Linked DNA regions of Homo sapiens: all the other regions are linked to region 1. A link is a loop called in an ENCODE intact Hi-C map of the cell type or tissue named here. Cell type or tissue: PC-9. All regions are shown on one strand.

Region 1 (5,000 bases):
CCTATCTCTACCAAAAATACAAAAAAAAAAAAAAAAAAAAAAAAAAAGTTAGCTGGGCATGGTGGAGTTCGCCTGTGATCCCAGCTGCTCAGGAGGCTGAGGCAGGAGAATCACTCGAACCCGGGAGGTGGAAGTTGCAGTGAGCTGAGATTGCGCCACTGTACTTCAGCCTGGGCAACAGAGTGAGACTCTGTCTCAAAATAAATAAATAAAAAATAAAAAGATATTTTATTATGACTTTTAGCAACGTAGGTAATGACTCTTTTCAACACTAGACACCAGGCATAATACAACATAGCCAATAACGACATTATAATTAAAATAATAGAGGGCCTGGTCCTTGTGTGCAAGAATCTTTTAAAAAACAAAATCTAAAATAGTCAATATTTTCCTTTTATCTGTGGTGTTTTGATTTATGCTAAATAGTTCTGAATTCCCATTTCCTTTGGTGGAATCCTAAGATTAAAGTACTGTGATTTCCTCCTGACTAATCTTTTTCTCAGAGCCCTCAACATAACCCTGATATGACAACCACCCCTAGCCCACCCCACGTGCTCACACATTCTCCAATACCATTTAGAGACAGGACTCTGCCTTATTAGTAATAGGACTGGTTATATATAAACATCCCTTGTGTATTCATACTACAAATAGAATGAGTTTAACACACGTAATCCCCAAATATGTCTGTAACTGTTTCCAGTCAGTTTCTATCCAGGCCGTCATCGACTGCGCATAAATAGCTGGCTGGCTTACATTTTGATTCCATAAATGTCCTATTTTGCTCCTTACCCCGGAATTCACCTATGCATAATTGTTACCATATGTCTTTTGAAATCATTTTTCTTTAAAGTAAGTACAGAGACAACTTCATTGTTACTGCCCTTCCCCTGCCTTTCCCTGGTTGCTTTATTGAGCATAGTGAGTAAGACACTAGCGCATCCGGCCTCATCCCCACTTGCTCTCTTGGAGACTTGTTCATGTGAGCCCTGTATAGACCTTATTCTTTTTCGTAGCTTTGTAGTATTCCATAATTTGTTTAATCAGTACCTATTGATGGATTTTCAGATAAATATGAACATTTTCAATGAATTTATTTTAACCATAGCAGATATTTGCTGGGTTATATAATTTAGTTTTTTTTTGTTTTTTTTTGTTTGTTTGTTTGTTTTGCTGGCAAGTTATTTATAATTGTGTGTGTGTGTTTTGTATGTGTTGGGGGGCATGGCTGCCGAAAGGATTCCACTGGTTGTTGAGAAAGATGTTGACGTAAGAATGTAGAGGATTTTAGTAAAGGCCCGGTGTAAACATTTTATGAAAGTACAGTGTACAAGGATATTTAAAGGAAGCATATTTGGAAATTGTCCTCTATAGGATCTCTGAAGGAACTAGCATCCAAAATGCTTCTTGTTGGATGGCTCTTTTACTTGTAGAATGGGGGTGAAAGTCAACTTAGTACTGTATTAAAAGAATGATGTGAGCCAAGGTTTAATGTTAGGAAAGCCAGCAAAGGTGGAGGAGCGCGTAATGTCGGGGATCCAAAATGTCACGCTCAGGACTTCCTAATTTAGTGTGCTGTAAAGTTTTTGAGCTTTGTAGTAAAATAATTGAAAAAGTGTTTTGAAAAAATTGTAATCTGATAGGAAAACATTGAATGCAGACATGCCTTTTTATGTTTCCCTATGTGAAGCATTCAGTTCTACCAGCTTGTTGATTTAGAGTAGTGGAGAAAGGGGGCAGAAATTACATCATTAAGATGTGAGATAAGTCACCACATTATAAAATAATGCCTTTTTGTTAAACCTCTTGCAATGAATGACAGGACATGGGACTTCATTGGCAATTGTGCACTTGCCTTCATCTGAGAATTACAATGGAGAAACAAATGCCTGGTACAATATCACCCCCTTCTGGTAGATTGAAAGAAGTAACAGTTTTTAAAAAAATTAATAGGTGCAATTTGTACATGTATTGTAGGCAGTTCACAAAACCTCACTTTGGTGTGGATACTAACGTTGAGTCATGGTTGATTGTCTAATCCCAATTAGTTGAAGTGTGCAAACAGATTTTCTGTATTGCTAGCATTAGATTGGGTTTAAATCTTGAAAATCAGAAGGACTGAATCTCGACTGATGTTAGCAAAGAATCAGAATTTAGAACTTTGTTACAAAACAAAAACTTTTGTATGTGTATTTTCTCTTTTCAGTATTTTTTTTGGAAAGATGCTGAGGAAGCAGAGGAAAGCATTTTCTTTTTCACCTTGAGGTCTCACAAATGTGTCATCTCTGATTATCTTCCTGTTGTTCCCATTTGCTTGCAAGACTCACCACGTCTTTAGACATGTCCCTAATACCTCAGTGTTGTCATTATTCTTCTGATGTGGCCTGTGTTTCTGTATCATGCCTAGCCGTCCTTGCTGGCTTTGTTTTGTACCCGTGATGTTCACTACCATAGTACATACTCAGAAGTATTTGTTAATTGAATATCTGTAACCAAAATATGGGGAAGACAGAGAATATTCTCCAACTCCGTGCTCTGGTTCTGCAAGTAAAGATAAATGAGATAATGGAAATTATCTGAGAACAATGACTATGAATATTTTAAATAATATTATCCCAAGTGTATTAAATCATCTAATCACTTGTAGTTGTACACTTTTGAATCCCTTTTGTAGATGTCTGAATCCCTGACCTGCATAATGATTCAACTTAGGACAGGTAACTAAGAGGATGACACGCCGCTTTATCAGACAGTTTATTTACTCAGTACCCTAACTGCTCAGCTTTTTAATACAGTGATAGAACAAGTTAGGAAAACAGGCCTTGGGAAGTCACTGAGTGAGCTGGAATGAAACTTAATGAATGTAAGAACATACTTCGTTTTTGTCAGATAAACTTTCCCACAGTTGTTCTGATAAACAGTGCTGCTTGTCATCCTGCCACGATGTGTGGGAGGAGCATGGCCTCAGCAAGTTTAAGGAAAGATTTGTGGTGTTGACTTTTCAGGGAACTTGACTGAGGGTTAACTGAAATCAAAGGAAGTGCTATGGGTGATCACATGTAGAGTTTTGTTTGTTTTTTTTTTTCTACCCAAAGAATAAGCCGCACCTGACATTATGTAGATCAGTCATCTCTGCCCAGCAAATGATTTTAGCTAAGCACACTTATTTTTAGTTCTGGGTTGTGGGAGGGTTGTGTGGTTATCTTGGTAATTTAATTTCCTTGGTGGCCTGACTAGAATAGTGGTTTTAGGCAATTAATGCTGTAGAGAGCTGCATATCTTTATAATTAATAATTTGAGCACAACAGTTATTCTTAGGCTATTATGTGTGGACCTGTTAGTTTAATCAGAATGAAGAATCAGTGAGGCCAAATTTTTTATGTATGTTTGTTTGTTTGTTTGTTTGTTTTTTGAGACAGAGTTTTCGCCCTTGTTGCCCAGGCTGGAGTGCAATGGCGTGATCTCAGCTCACCACAACCTCCGCCTCCCGGGTTCTGGTGATTCTTCTGCCTCAGCCTCCCAAGTGGTTGGGATTACAGGCATGCACCACCACACCTGGCTAATTTTGTATTTTCAGTAGTGACAGGGTTTCTCTATGTTGGTCAGGCTGGTCTCGAACTCCCGACCTCAGGTGATCCACCCACCTTGGCCTCCCAAAGTGCTGGGATTACAGGCGTGAGCCACTGTGCCCAGCCCAAAATTTTATATTTAGTCTTTGAATGAGCCATTTAAGGAACAGCTGTGCTGGTTACCCTTGTCTAATTCTCAGTGGTCATGAGGTGGTGCTGTGGTCTGAATGTTTGTGTCCCTCTAATATTTATGTGTTGATAAAAAGAAACAAAATAATGGCATTTGCAGTAACCTGGATGGAGTTAGAGATCATTATTCTTAATGAAGTAACTCAGGAATGGAAAACCAAGCATATGTTCTCACTTATAAGTGGGAGCTTAGCTATGAGGATACAAAGGCATAAGAATAATACAGTGGACTGGCCGGACGTGGTGGCTCACGCCTGTAATCCCAGCACTTTGGGAGGCTGAGGTGGGCAGATCACAAGGTCAGGAGATCAAGACCATCCTGGCTAACACGGTGAAACCCCGTCTCTACTAAAAAATACAAAAAATTAGCCGGGTGTGGTGGCGGGTGCCTGTAGTCCCAGCTACTCGGGAGGCTGAGGCAGGACGAGAATGGCGTGAACCCAGGAGGCGGAGCTTGCAGTGAGCAGAGATTGCGCCACTGCACTCCAGCCTGGGTGACAGAGTGAGACTCTGTCTCAAAGAAAAAAAAAAAGAATAATACAGTGGTCTTTGGGCACTCGGGAAAGGATGGGAGGGGAGCCAGGGATAAATGACTACACATTGGGTACATTGTACACTGCTTGGGTGATGGGTGCACCAAAATCTCAAAAATCACCGCTAAAGAACTTCTCCATGTAACCAAGCACCACCTGTTCCCCCAAAAACCTATTGAAATAAAAAAAAAATAAAAGAAAAAAACATATTGAAATCTAATCCCCAATGTGTTGGTATTAAGAGGTGGGGCCTTTGGGAGGTGACTAGGCCATGAGGGTAGAGCCCTTGTGAATGGGATCAGTGGTTGTATAAAAGAGGCCCTTTGACCTTCCGCCATGTAAGGACACAGGGCACCATCCATGAGGAATAGGTCCTCACCTCACATGGAATCCGTTGGCTCCTTGATCTTGAACTTCCCAGCTTTCAGGACTGTGAGCAAGACCTTTCTGTTGTTTATAAATTACCCAGTTTAAAGTATTTTGTTACAGCAGCAGGAATGAACTAAGAGAGGTGAGTTGTATGATGGTGTGTGGTTATGATAGGAGGATTTATTCAGAGCCCACCTTCTACTTGATTGGGCTTTGCAATCATCAGTCTCTCTCAGGAGAATCACAGACTTCCTGTGACCCCGCTGTTGTAGTTAGAGTACTCTGTGCCCTCACATGGCTCTACCTCCTGATCAGCTTTTCATTTAGTTGTGGCCTGCAG
Region 2 (5,000 bases), 110 kb before region 1:
TCACATGATTATGGGGCTGGCAAATTTGAGATATTCAGGGCAGGCTGGAGACTCAAGGAAGAACTGATGTGGCGGTCTTGAGTCCATAGGCAGTCTGGAGGCAGAATTCTTTCTTCCTCTGGGGACCTCAGTCTTTTTTTTTTTTTTAAAGACAGAGTCTCACACTGTCACCTGGGCTGGAGTGCAGTGGTGCAATCTCGGCTCACTGCAACCTCTGCCTCCTGGGTTCAAGTGATTTTCCTGCCTCAGCCTCCCGAGTAGCTGGGATTACAGGCACCCACCACTATGCTCAGCTAATTTTTTGTATTTTTAGTAGAGATGGGGTTTCACCATGTTGGCCATGCTGATCTTGAATCCTGATCTCCTGATTCGCCTGCCTCAGCCTCCCAAAGTGCTGGGATTACAGGCCTGAGCCACCGCACCCGGCCGGGACCTTAGTCTTTTAAGACTTTCTATGGGCTAGATTAGGCTCACACACATTATAGAACATAATCTGCTTTACTCAAAGTCTGTTGATTTAAATCTTAATCACATCTTAAAAAAATCTTTTTAGCAACAACTAGACTGGTGTTTGACCAAACAACTGGATACAATAGCTTAGCCAAGTTAATATCTAAAATTGATAATCACAGATAATTTTTATCTCACACATATCTAGCAATAGATTGTTTCATGAATGAATTGCCCCAAAACTAGGATATTCAGTTGTTTTTTTCCTCAGCCTTATTTGGGGAGAAATAAAAAGTTTGTCTTCTTTTCACAATGAAAACTGCCGATGATAATATCCAGCCTGTGCTAGGCACTAGGACTGCAGAGTTAAGTTTTAAGACACCTTCAATACCTTAGTTAGCTGATGGCAAGCATCTTTGATATTTCAACTGGCTTTTGGGAATGCATATGTGGAAAGAAAAGATGAAACAGCAACAACAACCACCATCAAAAACCTTTCCTTCTCTTACCTTTATGTGAGCCTGATACATATTCCAGATTATTATTCTTTTTGGAATAATTTTTGATTGATCACCCTGCTTCTCAAAGATATGGTTCAAGACTAATGGTGCCAGCTAGGATCATTCAGAACGTTGAGAGCAAGGGACTGATTGAGTGTGCTTTTTAAATTCATCGCGAGTTCAGTAGCAATGCCTCCCTACTTCAGTGGAGCATGCTGATATAATCCTCTGCTTACTGAGGCAAGTTAGAGTGCTACGTGCTCTTTTTGGGTGGAAACCTTAAAGTGTGTTTTTAGTAAAGACTTTCTTAGATAAAAGACTTCATGAATACTAAGATTTTTAATACATATAGGTGAGTTATCTGGAAGGAAAGTAGGGATACCCAAAATTCAGGGGGATCTTGGATTGTTTAGCTTCTTGCACTAAGTATTGAGTAAAAGCTACATTGTTTCCTGGTGAGGGTTTTACCAAGATTATCATAACCACCTTAGTTTTGTGGTTAGCCTGACTATATACCTTCAGAGTGTATGCACTGGCTAACTTCAGGATTATTGCCCCATTCACCTGCAGACACTTAAGTTACAGCACTCTCAAGAAAAAAATAGGGGTGTTTTTTCAAAAAAATTCAAGGGCAGAAATTATGTTGCAATCTTTCTGAATGAAATCACACTGTGAGGTTCTTTGTAAATCACAGATATCTCCGGAGTGGGTGCTTGCAATGAGCCATTAGGGTGCAAGAAGGTTATTAGAACTTCTGTTCAGATTATAATTTTCAAAAGCTTCTTTTGTCTCTGGAAATGAATGTAATTATTATGATCGTATAGGTATAGAAGTTATAAATAAGTGTGTGTTGAAAGTTTTTACTAAAAAAACTCTTTGAGCTGAGAGGGTGTGTGGGAAATGTTTGGAAATCACTGCCGGAAGCTTCCCCTACCTGAGTGACTTCTCCAGGATTCAGAGAGGTGCGTGCCACCAGAGGGCGACATGTGCTCAGGACTGAGAGTCCTGGAGGCTCTAGGCACGCACATTTCTGGAAGGGCCATCAGTGTTGCCCCATTTAGCAGTAATTATTTTGAATGTTGACTCAACTTCAGAAAGACTTGATGAAAACTACGTTTTCAACCCATAATTCAGATTGGTCACCTTTTCTTAATAGTCTGGCAAAAAGGATAACAAAATAGATGGATCCTTCTGTAATACTTAACATTAAATTATTATTAGTATTTTTCCAAGACAGTCTCAGTCTGTTGCCCAGGCTAGAGTGCAGTGGTACTGTCTTGGCTCCCTGCAACCTCTGCCTCTCAGGTTCAAACAATTTTCATGCCTCAGCCTCCCCAGTAGCTGGGATTATAGGTACATACTACTGTGTCCAGCTAATTTTTCTATTTGTAGTCAGGCTGGTCTCAAACTCCTTGCCTCAAGTGATCCATCTGCCTTGGACTCTCAAAGTGCTGGGAGGTGTGAGCCAGTGTGCCTGGACTAAATTAATTTTTAAAATATGTCGTTGGTATCTGTATGTATGGTATATGCATCAAGGTATATATGTATATGTAATCAAGTTTTATCTCTCTATTTACTCCTTAACAGGGGTTACTGTTTTCTTTTTCTTTGTTTTTTTTTTTTTTTGTTTTTTTTTTTTTGAGACGGAGTCTCTGTCTGTCTCCCAGGCTGGAGTGCAGTGGCGTGATCTTGGCTCACTGCAACCTCCACTTCCTGGGTTCAAGCAATTCTCCTGCCTCAGCCTTCCAAGTAGCTGGAATTACAGGTGCCCTGCCGTCACGCCCGGTTAATATTTTTATATTTTTAGTATAGATTGGGTTTCACCATGTTGGCCAGGCTGGTCTCTAATTCTTGGCCTCAAGTGATCCACCCGCCTTGGCCTCCTAAAGTGCTGGGATTACAGGCATGAGCCACCGTGCCCAGCCCTGTTTTCTTGACTGCAGAGTCACTTTGCGTATTTCTGGAATTCATGCATGTGCTGCAGCATCATGTTAACTGATCAGCTGGTGATCTTGAGTAAGTTACTCAAGGCTTTGTGCAATAGTGCCCTTCCTGGTTAAGTAGGCATAGAGTACTTGCCCTTTTTTTCTCTAAGGAAACATGAACACTTTGAGAATTATAAGGCACTATACAAATATGTTTTAAAAATTGTTAACAATAATAATATAGCAATTATTAGTATTATACTGGAAGAACTAATGTGATGATGCTGTTCTCTGATAAGGAGTTACGTGTGGTTAGGATTCAGAAATTGGTCTCACTTCTTTAAAATATACTTCCCCTTTTTTGTTTTCATAATTCATTCAGGATTTAGATAGCACGATAGATAAAACATGATCAACTTCTGTAGTTGCAATAGGTTGGAGGTTTGCTGTTACTAGAAGTCGTGTCTAGGTAGGCCTAGGCCCCAGGTTGCATAGCCTGCTTCTTCACATCTGTTGGGAAAACCTGAATTTCACCCTCCTTGATTCCTTAATTCCCTTTTCTCTGGAACTGCGACAGGGAAATGCAGTCCTCTCTACTTCCTTGTAGGGAGGGGAGAACTTCTGTCTAAATGGGAGAAGTTTGTGTGTGTAATCAGTTTCAGTATTGGTGAAAGCCTGTTGAAAACTGCAGTGCATGGGATGAAGGCATCCGAGGCCTGGGCCCTGCCTTGTGGTTGGACTGTGGTCATGAGAGTGGGAGTAGGAGCTGATTCTGTGCCCACATTGGGGTGTGCCAGGCTATGTGGTGTGCCTTCACTGATTCCACATGGAATGCACTATTTCTTTTTTTCTTTTTCTTTTTTTTTTTTTTTTGAGATGGAGTCTTGCTCTGTCACCTAGGCTGGAGTGCAGTGGCGTGATCTTGGCTCACTGTAACCTCTGCCTCCTGAGTTCAAGCCATTCTCTGCCTCAGCCTCCCGAGTAGCTGGGATTAATAGGCGCCTGCCACCATGCCCGGCTAATTTTTCTATTTTTAGTAGAGATGGGGTTTCACCATGTTGGCCAGGCTGTTCTTGAACTCTTGACCTCGTGATCCACCCACCTCAGCCTCCCAAAGTGCTAGAATTACAGGCGTGAGCCACTGCACCTGGCCTGGAATGTGCTAATTCTTTACTCTCCCTCCCTGTTGCCCTTTACCGCCCCATTTCCTTGGCCACTGTTTCTGTGTCTGGGCTTTTGGGTATAATGGCAAGGGAGGTGAAAATAAAAATCTCAAAAACCTGAGTGTTTCCTTATTCTAGATCTGTGCTGCTTAGTTTTCCATTCAGAGTAGTGTGAGATATAAAGATGGTAATACTGAGGTCAGGGCTCATGTCCCACAGTGGCCAGGCAGGTAGTGGGAATGAGTCGGGGGATGCTATGTATAAGGCAGCCTGGAGGTGGTGGGGGTTGAGGTGTCTGGGAAGTGGGCAGACCCTGTCTGAAGAGGGAAGCCTCTCAAATTCTTAGATTCTGCTTGGGATCCACTGTTCCCTGATCATCCAACATTTCAAGAGAAGCTGGATGTCAAGATCTGCATGTAAACTTTCCTGATTTTAAAATACTGTGCAGCCAGGCAGTGTGTCTGCTGGCCATATTCACTCAGATGCTTGTCACTTTTCAATTCCTGGTACATGTCTTCTACAACATGTACTCACTTATTTGCTTGTTTAGTGTTTCAGAGCCATTTCTAGTCTGGGTGATGGAGGTGGCAAATCCTGACATCCACACAAAGGAGTCGTTATGTGGACAGTGGGACCCCTGGTTTCCACATGCTCACTGAGCCTGTCACTTGTGACCTCACCTCTGAGCAGCTGGAGGAGGAGTTGCTCTCTTTGCTTTTCAGAGGCCTCAGACCACTTCCTTCCTCTTGGCATCTCTCTGTTTGGGATGAGTGTGAGCACGGAGGCAGCTGCATCTTTAGGGTGCCTCAAGGACATGGATAGAAGGGACAGGCTAAAGGTGGCAGGAAGAGCTGCCTTTTCACTTCTCTCTTTGGGGGTCCCAGGAAGCCAGCTTTATCCTGAGTAATGAAAAGATGGAACCGGCTGCACTGGACAGAGTGTTCCTGCAGCAGCATGTGTGT
Region 3 (5,000 bases), 360 kb before region 1:
TTGATACATTCTTTTTAAGTTTTTTTTCAGTATTATTTAATTAAGTAACAGAGTTCTTATAGCATTTTGTGAAAACTGAAACTCTAGGATAATTTTTTTTTTAAATGATTTCCTTTGTTACAAAATTTCATCAGATTTTCCTATTATGGGTAAACTTAAAAAGCCTTTTCTTAATACTATACTGAAGTTTTAAACAGAAACTAAAGATAGAAAGTTTTAGAGGATATTATTCTCTGCTCTCAGCCAAAAATCAAGAAAAAAATGTATTCTTACCCTTTTTACATTAGCCATCCCAATATTTGGTGCCTTACACACAGCTACATCTGTAGGAGATGCAAGATAGATCCTTTTTGAATAATGAAAAAGGGTTTATTAACCCATATTTGGAAAGAATCTTGAAGGACAGCAGCATAAGCAAAAGTGTTTATTTACTCTTTAGTTATTGATGTAGACAATTCACTCTCCGGTCTTCATTTCAGTGGGTGATGGGTAATGTGACCAGAGGGCCACAAAGGACAGAGGCACAGAGAGGAGCAAGTGGAGACGGTGCAAGGTGCACTGGCATAGACTGTGCCTTGGGAGCCCTAGAGAAGCATCTCCCTGGCAGGCAGCAGAAGAGCTTTCTTGGAGAATGGGTTCCTGTTTGCTAGGCTAGGCTAAATTAGACTAAGCTACAGTCACAATCACCAAAAATCAGTGGCTTTACAGAGAAAGTTTATTTACTACTCTTGTACTCTAGTGCAGGGCAGGAGGCCCGCCCCAGTTTTGCAGCCTTCCGTCTGGATCTCACAGATTCCAAGGCTGCATGCAGCACCAGAAGAAGAGAGAGCTGGAGGATTGCATGGGATGTTTTTCAGGGCCAGGCCTGAAAATGGCACAGGTCACTTCAACCAACATGTCATTGGTACAGCCACACTCACATGGCCCCAACTCCAAAGGAGACTGGGAAATGTACTTTAGCTGTTTAACTGTGCTCCAGAGAAGAGGAAACTGGTGAAGAGCACATCGAATTTCCATGGGTGAAAGGGTGACTGCAGAGGAGTAGGGCAAAGGGGGCAGCTATATGGCAGCAAATGAAAGTCTATACAGCTGATTCTCTTGGAGCTTCTGGCCTGGGATGTGCAGCAGACACCGTCCTTCCCTATATTAAGGCACACTATTCATTACACTTGGCTAAATAGAAAGATGGCAAATTTAAGTGCAAATCAGACAGCCATGGCATCCCGGAATCCACACCTCTGGATTAGCTATGCTACCCTTTTTTGCAAAGTTCATGATAAATTGGAACCTGAGGAGAGTGCAACAACAGGGTGGCAGATGTCGTGCCCTGAAATTGCACGTTTCTGGTAGGGCACTGGCTTAGATTACTTGAGGGGCCCAAGCCTCCTCCTCTGCGAACCCACTGACAAACTATACCAGAGGAGGGAGAGAGAGAACACCGCTAGCAGGAATTCCCAAGTCTCTCACTCTTCTCTTCAGTCGGGTTCGTGGCTCACAGAGGGAAGAGTGGACTTTTGCTGAATGAGGGGTGCACAAACTTGTAACTCATTCTGTCTACTGCTTTCAGAGTGGGTCAAAATCCCTCAGACCAAGATTCAAGCAAAGAAACAATCTCTTAAGACACTTGCCTTTTAACTGCACCATAGCTCACCCTCACCTCACTTCCACCCTGGGGTCTCTATAACTATTGCCTGATACTGTCCGGTAGGACTGGCAGGGGAGAGTCTGGAGATTTCTGACTTGGGTCTTTGGACTTTCCACATAAGCTAGTAAATCCCAGCTCTGAGCTGTGACACCCATGGATGTGTCTGGTTGCCTTGGTGGGAATTTATCACTAAGTCTGTAAATCAAAATATAATTTAATTTGGTTTACATCAGTATTTACAGGAGCAAGAGGGCTTTTTCCAAGGGGGGATTTTGGCCCACAAGCAGAAACCCCAGTCCCGCCCAGTCTTTCTGTCTGCCCTTTAAATTGACCAGCATTGCTGTGTCCCTTGTCACTGATGGTGGTGGCCCATCAGCCCTGAGCCGGGACCAACTGCCACGTTGATGGGGCTTGAAAATGGGCATGTCTCTAGAGCAGACACTGAGCACTGAACTAGTACAGGCCCCAGGATATGTAAATAGAAGGGATGAGGGGCAGCAAGGCCGTTAGAGAAACACGGCCGGGCTTTGGCCTGGTCTTGAAGCAGCATTTCTATTATAACAGATGCACTGTTTTAACTACACTGGATCTTATTGGAAGGGGAGAGGGTGAGGAAAATCGAGAGGGAAGTTAATCCTCCCCCCACCCCCGCCCCACTTTCCACCCTCTGGAGTCTACGCCTCTGTTCTCATTCAGGTTTCTCTAGGTAAATGATTGGGACAAATATCCATTCTAGCAGCAAGCCACGCTTACCTTGGAGCTGGTGCACCCTACCGCTGCCAGAGTGCACCCTCTGTCTCCACCAGGGTTAAGAAGGGGTGGTGGTCTCCCTCTCCTAGCCTCTTGCCAGGTAAAGGGGCAAGAGGGAGAGGAGAATAATAGCACTGTCCCTTGCCTTGATTGTGTACACGTATGATACTCTGGCCTCATTGAGGGGCCCTGAATACCTGGAATGTGACACGGAAGCAGCTTCCCTGGAGGAACAGATGCGACCGCAAGAGCAAAAGACCTCTGCCAACTGTAAGACGCCCGGATGTAAGGAGTGCCCCTCCTCTTCATTCTAATGCACCATCTGCATCTGTTTTCGCTTCATTCTGAAGCTTGCTCCTCTTCCGGTGAACACGTCTTGCCTTGGCTGGGTCCACCTGGACAAACCTAGGGTGATGTTCATACATTCTTCTTGCCATTCTTTCTGGCAGCATCATCAGCACTGATGTTCTCACTGATGACATGAAGGTGTCTGAGACAATTAAACAGGCTCCCCACCTGGCATGGTGTTCGCCTCCCCAGGGCCAGCAGGGGGCCCCGCGACCTTGTGAGAAGGCTAGCTGCCACCTGGGGAAGGAGGGCGGGTCCCAGCAAAACGAATGTCATTCCCGGGGCCTTTGATTCCCACCGAGTGGGAGCCGCCTATGAGCGTCCTGGCCAGACCCTTCTTCTAAGGGCTCCCCATAGGCCTGGGGACTATGCGTTTCATCTGCGAGAAGAGAGGGAGACCGGTGCTGCTGGTGCCGGGTTGTTTCCTGCTTTATTTTGTGTGCGGTGTGCTCTGCAGGGACCTTTTGAGTGTCTGTCACAGCCCTGCTTCTCCTTTCCAGCCAGGGAACATGGTGGGTTTGCCTCTTAGTTCCTCATTAGATTTTTCAGCAGCTGCTCCAGGTTTTCTTTCTCTTTCTACGGAACAGAGAACGATTGGAGACTTGTTTTCTAAAGAAAAAAGCCTGGTGTTCGAAGGAGTTTTTCAAAACTCCAAGAAGACAGAGAGGAATCCAATAAGAGTGCAGGGGGTACCTGGCCTTGGGGACCTCCAACCAACTCCTCACGCAGGAGACGGTCCTTGTCCTCCTAGCCCACTCATTTCCAGTGCTTTTGTACTGGACCATTTCAGCTAAAGACTTACAGAACCGGGCTCTAGCCTGTTACCAAAAAAAAAAAATCCCCTTTGTGGCTAGACTGAATTGTAGTCTTCTAGAAATTGTCCAGGTGTATTTCCTGATTTAAGGGGAAAAACCAGCATCTGGAAACTCGGTGTGTTCTGATGTCTGCTGGCGAATAGCGAATTGACACCAGAGCAAGTTATTTCTCAGGTATACGGTTGTTTCATCCTTGTAAATAGTTCCAAAGGGAAACAGTGTTTTATTTTAAGGAGTACTTTCAAACCTATTATATGAGGGCTGCTGAGTACTCAGCACCTGTGGTCAGAGGCCTAGTGATCTGTTTGCTGTCATTCTCTGCTTTTTCCTTGGTGCTTTCTGGAGGACAGCAGGTTGAGGATGAAGGAAGGGTCAGTTCCAGGCTCAGCTGTGGCCTTTAGTCAGCTGCAGATCAATTTGATGGGTAATTCAGGGGAAAAAAAAAGTTGACCTGGGTCATGCTTGGTGACAGCCAGAACAAGACCAAGATGATACAGTGATACCGTCATAATCCCAGATTTAATATAATTTTCATAATTGCATATTAGTACTCGAGACACTATAGCTAGAAAAACAGCCCCTAATAAGTCATTTTGCATCAAATGTACTAAGCAGAGATCATTTTTCATGATTCCTCAGTGGTCCTAACAATTATGTTCATTGAAAGTACTGTCGTGAATGTAATTGGGACTCAGGCACGGGAGGAAAAATACCCTAAGCTTGGTTTTTTCTTCTTTTCTTCTTTTAGAGTTTGCAGATTTTGACCAACAGACATGGTTAATAAGACTATGCTTTTTTAAAGCCTATATTTTATATTTATTTTATTTTTTAATTTTGTTAGTGACAGGGTCTCACTTTATTGCCCAGGCTGTAACTCGAACTCCTGAACTCAAATGATCTTCCCACCTTGGCCTCCTGAAGTGCTGGAATTACAGGTGTGAGTCACCACGCCTGGCCTAAGAGTATACTTTAAACAAATTTTTTAAAATGTGTGTTGATACATTTTATAGATGTTCATTTAATACACTACTGTTTTAGGAAAGCGATTGCAGCTCAGTTTTCTGAAATCTGGCAACAAATGTGTGGATATATTAGAGATATTATTTGTTTTTATTAAAATATATTCCATGTGCCTTTGATATCTTTTTGATAGGAAGACATCTTACACACACACACACACACACACACACACATATATATATATGGAGTAACAATTTGTCGATTCTAGTCAACTGCCTTTGACTACCTGGGTCAAGCAATTTCCCACCAGATAAAACAACTTTTCAAAGCCTTCCTTCTGCTTCCCTTACTTTCCAGCCTGTATCCTTAGTACGTAATTTGTAAACATTGTCACGAAGGGTCCTGATGCTTTAATATATGCAGACTAAAAGGATATGCAAAATTAACCACATCTAAAAGTGACCAAAGCAAGTCTACTCCCT
Region 4 (5,000 bases), 560 kb before region 1:
GAGTTCGAGACCAGTCTGACTAACATGGAGAAACCCCGTCTCTACTAAAAATACAAAATTAGCCGGGCATGGTGGTGCATTCCTGTAGTCCCAGCTACTCGGGAAGTGGAGGCAGAAGAATCGCTTGAACCCGAAAGGCAGAGGTTGTGGTGAGCCGAGATCTCGCCATTGAACTCCAGCCTGGGCAACAAGAGTGAAACTCCATCTCAAAAAAAAATAAAAAAAATAAAAAAAATTATGTCTTCTGAGGAAATTACTAAAGTTCAGACACTGATAAATGGATAATTAAAATGTAGTGTGTCCTTACAATGGAATATTACTTGGTGATAAAAATAAATGAATTACTTATATATGCTACAACGTGGATGAACCTTGAAAACATTATGTTAAAGAAAAGCAGCCAGTCACAAAGGACCATGTATGTATTGTGTGATCCTATTTGTATGAAATATACAATAGGCAAAACAGGCAAATCTGTAAAGAAAGTAGAGTCATGATTTTCTAGAATCGGTGGAGTTTGGGGAAATGGGCGGTGACTGCTGATGGGTGTGTGATTTCTTTTAGGGGTGATGAACATGATCTAGAATTGATTGTGGTGTTCTTACACATCTCTGTGAACATACTAAACACCACTGAATGGTACACTTCAAGTGGGTGAATTGTATGGTATGTGAACTATATCCTAAAAAAGTTGTTTTTTAAAAAGGAAAGGAAATGGTTTACTTTTGAGGGTAAATTGAAAGCTCCCCACCCAGATATTATTAACAACAGTTAATGTAACAGCAGTATAGAGCACTGACCCTGCCATCTGCGTGTATCTTCATTCTGATATTCCTTTCTCTGTCCATCATATGCCCCTTGATTTTGCTTTTCTTTTTTTTAACTGATAGAGTCGATAATTTTATTTTCACATTTCACAATACAAATGAAAACTGCACTTTTTCTGGTCCCACTTCTCCCGTCTAATACTATTCTCTCTTTGATAGGAAGGAGGAGCAAGTCTTCTTTGTCATGCTATTAAGAAAATACCCAGAGTCACAGCACCATGATCTCCTTGTGAAGCAGAACAAGTAATATAAAACTGATCTAAAGAGGCCTCCCCTCTACTCTTATCTGTCTGGTCGAGTCATTTGGGTCCAAGTGGGCACCATTGTGGGAGGGTGGGAGGACTCATCACTGGGGGCCCAGGCATCATTGGCATGTGGCCTCCTGTGTTAGTTTGTTCTCATGCTGCAAATAAAGACAACTTGAGACTGGATAATTTATAAAGGAAAGAGGTTTAATGGACTCACAGTTCCACATGGCTAAGGAGTACTCACAATCATGGCGGAAGACAAAGGAAGAGCAAAGGGACATCTTACATGGCAGCAGGCAAGAGAGCGTGTGCAGGGGAAGTCCCCTTTATAAAACCATCAGATCTCATGAGACTTATTCACTATCGCGAGAACAGCATGAGAAAAACCCACCCCCATGATTCAATTACCTCCCACCGTGTCCCTCCCATGTCATGTGAAGATTATTACAACTCAAGGTGAGATCTGAGTGGGGACACAGAGCCAAATGATATCACCTCCAATGGGCAGCCTCATTCCAGGAGCACATCCCATTGGCATCATCCAGGAGGAGGGGGGGGCCATCATTGGCATCATGGGAGGGCCCCCCAGCTGGGGTGCTGGCATCATACCTGGTGAGGAACAGGAAGAGACTGGGGGGAGGTTGGATCATCGCTCCTGCAGGAGGAGGAACAGAGAACAGAGTAGGAGGTGTTCTTCCTTGTTGAGATGCAGTCTTTGTTCTGTCAGCCAGGCTCCGAGCCTGCTCTTCTATCCATTTCTGGTAGTAGTCTTTCACATTCTCTTTGTGTTTCCTTCCACTGCAATGGTAGGTTCTCACAGATGGAGAGTCGTGGGTGAGGTATGTATTGCAGAAGTCACAACAAAACTTAGGCATGTTGCTCTGTAGCCCGTTAACCACTCTCTTCCCTGATTTTGCTTTGTTTTGATGTGACATTGAAGCACTGCACATGCGCAGAGCAGCTAATAGTTCTTCCCTCTTTGGATTGTTGGATGAAATTTTTTTGAATTTTATTTTTTATTGATACATAATAGATATATGTGTTTTGGGGGTACATATGATAATTTAATATATTTATATAACTTGTTAAGAACAAATCAGTGTAATTGGGACAGCCACCACCTTAAATACTTGTCCTTCCTTTTTGCTGGAAACATTTGTATTATTCTCTTAGCTATTTTGAAATATACAATAGGTTATTCTAAACTATAATCACCCTAGTGATCTATGAAACACTACGTCTTATTTCTTCTATTGGATTAAATGATTTAATACCTGCAATGCTCTTAGCATTGTGCCTGGCACATGATAAATAAATATTAGCTGTCGTTATTCCGACCCAAAACAAGAACATTTTTTATTGTTACAGAAAAAATTGGACCATTGATTATGTTTCACCATTTAAGTGGCTATTGTTTGCATGCTTTCGACAGTTCTATCCCATGCCCTATACATTTACTTTCCCCCAGACCTCCCTCCCCTCCATCTTCAACCTATTACAACAGGGTGTAATAATATAGACGAACACTAGAGGGAAGCATGCAATTGCAATGAAGAAAATCGGCATCAGCACACTTGAAATTCAGACAAGAAGATAGAAGATGTCTAGTATCAAAGGAAAGTGAAATGTCTTCCTTTAATATAGTGTCTTGTAGTATTCTCCTATAGGAGGGAAGTATTATTACTCTATCGGATGAGTATTCCTACTGGAAGGATAGCTGCGGCATTTTAAAAAATCCTGCCTGTATGTGCCTGCCATAAAGATGTCACATAACCATTTCCTCACGTGCTGTTCACTCCACACCCCAGCTCTCCTGAGAGCACTTAGCTTCTCCCGTGAGCCGGTTCCTCCGATGGGAGGCATTTGGAAGCCTACATTAGTATAGTGCTGCCTTACAACGCACTTTAATGTAATATCTAGTCTCTGGGAGGCCCAGGAGTGCTTCAAATTCTAGGCTTCCCTGAGATGTCCAGTGCATTTCTGTTGAGGTGTATATGGGCTCACTCGGCCTGAGTCCCTCAGGGGCAGGAAACGTACCCCATCTTCACCTTTGCATCCCCAGCAGTTTGCAGTGCTGGGCATGCCCTAGAGAAGCTGGATAATGTCTGTTGGACTAAACTGCTTCATGAGCTGCAGACAGAAAAAGAGGGAAATTTATGCTCACTTTATGCCTGAGCAATGGGACTCTAAACTGCACCCCTAACCAGTGAATATTTTTCATTATTTTTCTGGATTATAAAAGTTCATGCTCATAATGTGAAAATCATGCAAAAAGAACATCTAAAATATTCATAATCCCATCCATCCAATATTAACCTGGGGAATACTACAGATTCTTTTAACCTTATGTCAGAGTATAATATATAAATATATGTGTGTGTGTACATATATATAGTGTTTACATTTATGGCAGCATGGAACACCTATCTTTTAAAAATTTTTTTTGAGATGGTGTCTATACTCTGTCACCCAGGTTGGAGTGCAGTGGCGTGATCTGACTCGCTGCAACCTTGGCCTCATCCTCCCACCTCAGCCTCCTGAGTAGCTGGTACCACAAGCGTGCACTACCATGCCCAGCTAATTTTTTGTATTTTTGGTACAGACAGGGTTTTGCCATGTTGCCCAGGCTGGTCTTGAACTCCTGAGCTCAAGTGATCCACCTGCCTTGGAATCCCAAAGTTCTGGGATTACAGGTGTGAGCCACCATGCCCAGCCCTACATCTATCTTTTTTTTTTTTTTAAAACTAATCCCTTTCTTTTGGGAATTTAAGCTGTTTCTCAATTTTTGCTTTTTTTAAAGAGCAGTCTGGTGAATATTCGTGTAGCTAAGTGTAAGCCCACATTCTTTATTAGTGTCTTAGGATAAATTCCCAGAGGCAGAATTTCTGGGTGATGGGTAATTTACATTGTCACCAACAGTGACAGTGCCCTTGATCAGATGAAGAGTTTTAATTAAACGTCACACCAGAACTCCATAATCTTGTCTCAGTCATGTCATCGCTGCTCAAAACATTTGGTGAACTCTGTTTGGTGATCCAGGCTATGACTCATATAAGAAAATAAATCTTAATCTCTCATCTTGCCTTTGATCTTTGACTGTTCAAGAAAATCTAATTTACCACAAAAGGACAAAGACAGCAACCATGGCAGATTTTCATATAGGTGTGCCACCAGAGTCAGGAGGAGATAGGGAAATGCTTCCCAGACTGTTCTGAATAGTGGCAAATCAGAGAATAATTCCTCTAAGTCTTTTTGGAAATTAGAATGGAACTTCCCTATCATCTGAAGACTCCTTATGGATTGAACAAGGAGGGCCCTCTTGACTGGTTTGTCTTTCTTTCTTTTTCTTTCTTTCTCTTTCTTTCTTTCTTTCTTTCTTTCTTTCTTTCTTTCTTTCTTTCTTTCTTTCTTTCTTTCTTTCTTTCCTTCTCTCCTTCCTTCTTTCCTTCCTTCCTTTCTTCCTTCCTTCCTTCCTATCTTCTTTCTCTTTCTCTCTCTCTCTCCCCCTGCTTCCTTTTCTTTTCTTTTCTCTTCTCTTTTTTCTTTCTCTTTTCTTTTCTTTCCAGGGTCTATGCTATGCTGCCTAGGCTGGTCTCAAATTTCTGGACTCAAGCAATCCTCCTGCCTTGGTTTCCCAAAGTGCTAGGATTACAGGCATGAGCCACCTTGACTGGTTTCTTCCTTAAAGGTTCCTAAGCTTCGCCTTTTTTTTTTTTATCTTAAAGATGGACACAGAGATCTAAACATTAAAACAATTTATTTATTGGAGTTTCCTCATAGAAGGGTAAGAGAGACAGTTGCACCTGACTGGGTGCTTAGTATTTCTATAGAGTGGCTTAAGCATGGCAACTGATTAATGAGAGGAGCAGGAGGTGACTTGCATTGTTTTTACTAAGATAATATTTTGTTTTGTTTTGTTTTGTTT
Region 5 (5,000 bases), 750 kb before region 1:
AGAAGTCAATCACAAAAGGTCACATACTGTATTATTCCATTTATATGAAAAGTCCAGAGTAGGCAAATCTAGAGAGAAAGTAGATTCTGTGGTTGCTAGAGGTTAGGGGAAGGGGGAGGAGCAATGAACATCAATAGGTATGGGGAAGGGAGTGATAGATACAAAGTTTATTTCTGGGGAAATGAAGTATTCTGAAATTTGGTAGTAATGATGTTGCATAGCTTTGTAAAATATACTAAAAACCACTGAAATGTACACTTTAAAAGGGTGAATGTTATGCCATATTAATCTCACAAAATATTGTAACCTTATCAATAGGAAGAGACAAGAAAGTAGAAAGAACAAGAATAGGAACTGAAGGCAGGCACAGTGGTTCACACCTGTAATCCCAGCAATTTGGGAGGCTGAGGTGGACAGTTCGCTTGAGCCCAGGAGTTGGAGACCAACCTGGCAACATGGTGAAACCCCATCTCAGCACACACAAAAAAATTACAAAAAATTAGCCCGGCATGGTGGCACACATCTATAATCCCAGCTACCCAAGAGGCTGAGGTGGGAGGATCACATGAGCCCAAGAGGTAGAAGCTGCCTGTAGTGAGCTGTGATCATGCCACTGCACTCCACCCAGGGCAACAGAGTAAGACCCTGTCTCAAAGAAAGAAAACAAGAAATAAGAACTAGATTTCTCTGAATATACCTAGTTTAATAGATTTGATATTAAAACCAAGAAAATATAATATATAGTTACTAAACTGAATTAAAAATATAAAAGCAACCACTAAGATTCTCTTTCTGGCATGGCAACCTGAGGACCTCCATGGACCCACTCCACAATGAAACTGGTGAAAATCATTAAAAAACAAAATTTAAATTCTCTAGAAATGGTCTTAAGGCCATACAGCAAATGAAGAAACATTTATTCGAGAAAACCTACTAAAACTGGCCGGGCATTGTGACTCATGCCTGTAATCCCAGCACTTTGGAAGGCCGAGGCAGGCAGATCACCTGAGAAGTCAGGAGTTCAAGACCAGCTTGGCCAACATGGGGGAACCCCATCTCTACTAAAAAATACAAAAATTAGCTGGGCGAGGTGGTGCATTCCTATAGTCCCAGCTACTCGGGAGGCTGAGGCAGGAGAATCACTTGAACCCAGGAGGAGGAGGTTGCAGTGAACCAAGATGATGCCACTTGCACTCCAGCCTGGGTGACTGAGTGAGACTCCATCTCAAAAAGAAAAGAAAAGAAAAGAAAAGAAAACCTACTAAAACTAGTTAGGAATGGTAAGAGTCTATGGCATTTGAGTCATGACCAATTTCCTTCCCCTTCCATATTCAGAGTGATGGGAACCCTACTCCAGGTAGACACAGCCAAGAACACAGGGCTCCCTCTGCCCTCACCTCCCATCTAGAGGGCTGCAGTATCTTCCCATCAGGGCAGCATGTCTCCATTTCTCCTCCTTTCCCAGCTACCTGTTGCAAAGGCTAAGTTCTGGGTGGTGTAGCCGAAAGGTGGGAGCCCCCTTCTTCTACCCAGCCCCCACTCGTGGGATACAGAATCTACTGAGAATACTGGGTCCAATCCCCATCACTCCAGCCCATTCATATAGCAAAGGTTCCATGCCAGCACAGGCAAGTCAAGAATACCAAGGGCTATAGAGCAGAAATTGAAGAAATTGAGTACAGAAAAACAATAGAGAGAATTAATAAACCTGAAAGTTGGTTCTTTTAAAAGAGCAACAAAGTTGACAAACCTTTAGCTAGATTAACCGAGAAAAAGAGAGAAGGCTCAAATGAAAGAGGAAATGTTACCATTAATGTTACAAAATAATAATGATTATAAAGGAATATTGTGAACAACTGTATGCCAAGCAGATAACAGACAAAATGAACAAATTTCTAAAAAGACACAAACTACTAACACTGAATCAAGAAGAAACAAAAAATCTGAACAGACCTCTAACAAGTAAAGAAATTGAATTTGTGGGTGGGCACAGTGGCTCACACCTGTAACTCCAGCACTTTGGGAGTCTGAGGTGGGAGGATCACTTGAGCCCAAGAGTTTGAGACCAGTGTGGGCAATATAGCGAGGCCCCATCTCTACAAAACAAAAAGTAAATAATTAGCTGGGCGTGGTGACATACACTTGTAGTCCCAGGTACTTGGGAGGCTGAGATAGGAGGATTGCTTGAGCCCAGGAGGTCAAGGCTGCAGTGAGTCATGATCGTGCCACTGCACTCCAGCCTAGGTTACAGAGGAAGACCCTGTCTAAAGGTGGGGAAAAAAAGAAATTGAATTTGTAACAAAACAACTATCCACAAAGAAAAGCCTAGGCCCAGATGGCTTTATTGGTGAATTCTACAAAACATACAAAGAATTCATGCCAATTCTTCACAAGCTTTTCCAGGAAACCGAAGAGAACAACTCCCGACTTATTCTACGAAGCCAGTATTACCCTGATAACAAAACCTACACAACAAGAAATGAAAACTACACCAAGATCTCTTACGAACATAAATGTAAAAATTCTACAGAGATACTAGCAAACCAAAATCTCTACCTGAAAAAGGGCATCTTCAAAAAACTCACAACTAACATCATACTTCATGGTAAACAACTGAATGTTTTCTTGTTCTTGTTAAGATCCAGAAGAAAACAAAGATGTCTACTGTTGCTGCTTTTTTTTTTTTTTTTTTTTTTTTGCCCAGGCTGGAGTGCAGTGGCAAGATCTCCGGTCACTGCAACCTCTGCCTCCCAGGTACAATCAATTCTCCTCTCAGCCTCCCAAGTAGCTGGGATTACAGGTGTGCACCACCATGCCCGGCTAATTTTTGTATGTTTTGTAGAGACGGGGTTTCACCATGTTGGCCAGGCTGGTCTTGAGCTCCGGACCTCAGGTGATCCACCTACCTTGACTTCCCAAAGTGCTGGGATTACCGGCGTGAGCTACCGCACCCAGCCCACTGTTGCCACGTCTATTCAATATTGTACTGGAGGCTAATTCTGACCAGGGTAATTAGACAAGTAAATGAAAGAAAAGGCATTCAGACTGGAAAGGAAAGAAGTAAAACTATCTCTATTTGCAGATCAATCTTGTGTGTGGAAAATCCTAATTCACTAAACAACTATTAGCACTAGTAAATGAGCTCTACAAGGTTGCAGGGTACAAGATCAATATACAAAAACAACTGAATGTCTATACAGTAGCAGTGAGCAAAAAGAAAATAAAATTAAGGAAAAAATTCCACTTACAATGGAATCAAAAAGAATAATGTACTTAGAAATAAATTTAACAAGAACAAAACTTATATTCTGAAAACTACAAAACATTGTTGAAAGACAGGAAGGAAGGCTGGGCAAAGGGGCTGTTTGTAATCCCAGCACTTTGGGAGGCCGAGGTGGGAAGATCACTTGAGCCCAGGAGTTTGAGACCAGCCTGGTCAACATAGTGACACCCTGTCTCTACAACGAAGTACAAACAATTAGCCAGCCATGGTGACGAGTACCTGTAGTCCTAGCTATTCAGGAGGCTTACGCAGGAGGACCACTTGAGCCCAGCAGTTTGAGGCTTCAGTGAGCTACTCCACTAAACATGCCTGGGTGACAAAGCAAGACTCTGTCTCTTTAAAAAAGCTTTTTTTTAAAGGGATACAAACATAAAATTAAAGACATAAATGAAAACCTATTTCACCATACCTCATACATTTGAAGATGTATGTACCTCATGCCCAGACATTCCAAATTCCAGACTAGAGAAATTCTGTATACAGTTAAACAAGGAGAAAATATATTAATATAAACACCCATATTCATTACAACCCACATTGCAAACAAGTGGGAACAAGTGGAAACAACTTCAGTATCCCTCATAAGGAAGTTAGATAAACAAATGTGGCTTATCTATAAAAAGTATACTCTATAAAGCAATTCAAATGAATGAAACAGATCCACTGAAGAAACCTCAAAATGATGTTGAGTGTAAAGTTTCATACGACAATGTACAGTTTGATACCACCTCTTTAAATCTTAAAAGTGTACAAGGGTATGTTTTATTTATAAATGTATACATGTATTCTAAAAGTATCAGAAAAATATGTAAATAGCCTACATTGACTTTAGGGGGCAAATAAGGGGTATTTTCATCCTACCTGTAACATTTTGTTTATATTTTTAAAAAGAGATTTGAAGCAAATATGGCAAAATTTTAACAACTGTGGCATATTGATAATGACATGTAGACATCTCATGTTATTTCATGTATATTTGAACTTTTTATAATTAAAATATTTAAAAATCTAGCATACTGAATTTTTATCTGATATCTGATATGAGGCACAATTTGCTCATTACTAAAAAACAAACAAACAAAAAAGAGGGCCAGGTGCAGTGGCTCATGCCTGTAATCCCAGCACTTTGGGACACCGAGGCAGGAGGATCACTTGAGGCCAGGAGTTTTAGGCTGCAGTGAGCAATGATCGCACCACCGTACTCCAGCCTGGGTGACAGAAAGAGACACTCTAAAAAAAACCCCAAAAAACAAAAACAAACAAACAAACAAACAAAAAGACTGAAGGCTACATTGAAGTGTGGTAACTTTGAGGGAATCCAGAAACAGAAAAGGGTCATTAGTGGAATATTGGTGAAATCCAAATACAGTCCTAAGTTAGTTAAACTATTATTGCTGTACTGTTAATTTCTTGGTTTTGAAAAATATACCATGGATATAATAAGATGTTAATATTAGGGGAATTGGAGTAAAGGATATACAGGAACTTTCTATGCTATCTTTGCAACCTTTCTGTAAATCTAAGTTTATTTGAAAATGAGGAAGGTATAAAATCAAATTCCATTTTGTTTACTTATTTTGAGACAGAATCTCACTTTGTGACCCAGGCTGGAGTGCAGTAGTGTGATCTCAGCTCACTGCAGCCTTGACCTCCCAAGCGATCTTTCCACTTCAGCCTCCCAGGTAGCTGGCACTACAAGCATGAGCCACCACATTTG

Evidence for each region. A loop is a pair of places that touch in the nucleus more often than their neighbours do. Peaks named below come from ENCODE experiments on the same cell type or tissue, not always from the same donor. Only the 100,000 strongest peaks of a DNase experiment are listed, where the experiment ranks them.
Region 2: a loop joins it to region 1, with 19 times the contacts of the local background. A loop is called at or near these places in 93 of 110 quality-filtered maps.
Region 3: it touches region 1 in a loop (22-fold over the local background); 8 of 110 quality-filtered maps call a loop at or near these places.
Region 4: a loop joins it to region 1, with 6 times the contacts of the local background. A loop is called at or near these places in 6 of 110 quality-filtered maps.
Region 5: a loop joins it to region 1, with 4 times the contacts of the local background. A loop is called at or near these places in 3 of 110 quality-filtered maps.

Annotation. Positions count from the first base shown.
Region 1 is chr3:151,281,213-151,286,212 of GRCh38, forward strand. The region is part of intron 16 of MED12L (mediator complex subunit 12L); the gene reads left to right. Among named protein-coding and RNA genes, the nearest start is that of P2RY14, 5.2 kb to the left of the region's middle. RefSeq lists a silencer at 2,809-3,103. In PC-9, CTCF peaks have their summits at 1,922 (motif pointing left) and 2,129; a DNase peak (open chromatin) is centred at 1,899; H3K27ac peaks cover 1,192 bases.
Region 2 is chr3:151,166,546-151,171,545 of GRCh38, forward strand. The region is part of intron 11 of MED12L (mediator complex subunit 12L); the gene reads left to right. Among named protein-coding and RNA genes, the nearest start is that of GPR171, 34 kb to the right of the region's middle. In PC-9, CTCF peaks have their summits at 1,921 (motif pointing right) and 2,121; a DNase peak (open chromatin) is centred at 1,936.
Region 3 is chr3:150,922,910-150,927,909 of GRCh38, forward strand. It overlaps CLRN1 (clarin 1), which reads right to left. Exons shown (of 3, transcript NM_174878.3): 3 at 3,658-5,000. Among named protein-coding and RNA genes, the nearest start is that of MINDY4B, 20 kb to the left of the region's middle. RefSeq lists an enhancer at 2,997-3,497. In PC-9, CTCF peaks have their summits at 2,947 (motif pointing right) and 3,148; no DNase peak of the experiment used is centred here; H3K27me3 peaks cover 444 bases.
Region 4 is chr3:150,718,883-150,723,882 of GRCh38, forward strand. ERICH6-AS1 (ERICH6 antisense RNA 1) reads left to right here. Exons shown (of 3, transcript NR_121675.1): 3 at 987-1,264. It also overlaps the pseudogene SNRPCP3. Among named protein-coding and RNA genes, the nearest start is that of ERICH6, 17 kb to the left of the region's middle. In PC-9, a CTCF peak has its summit at 2,603 (motif pointing right); DNase peaks (open chromatin) are centred at 2,619 and 4,169.
Region 5 is chr3:150,531,881-150,536,880 of GRCh38, forward strand. No RefSeq gene overlaps it. Among named protein-coding and RNA genes, the nearest start is that of SERP1, 12 kb to the right of the region's middle. RefSeq lists a silencer at 2,689-2,808. In PC-9, no CTCF peak of the experiment used is centred here; no DNase peak of the experiment used is centred here.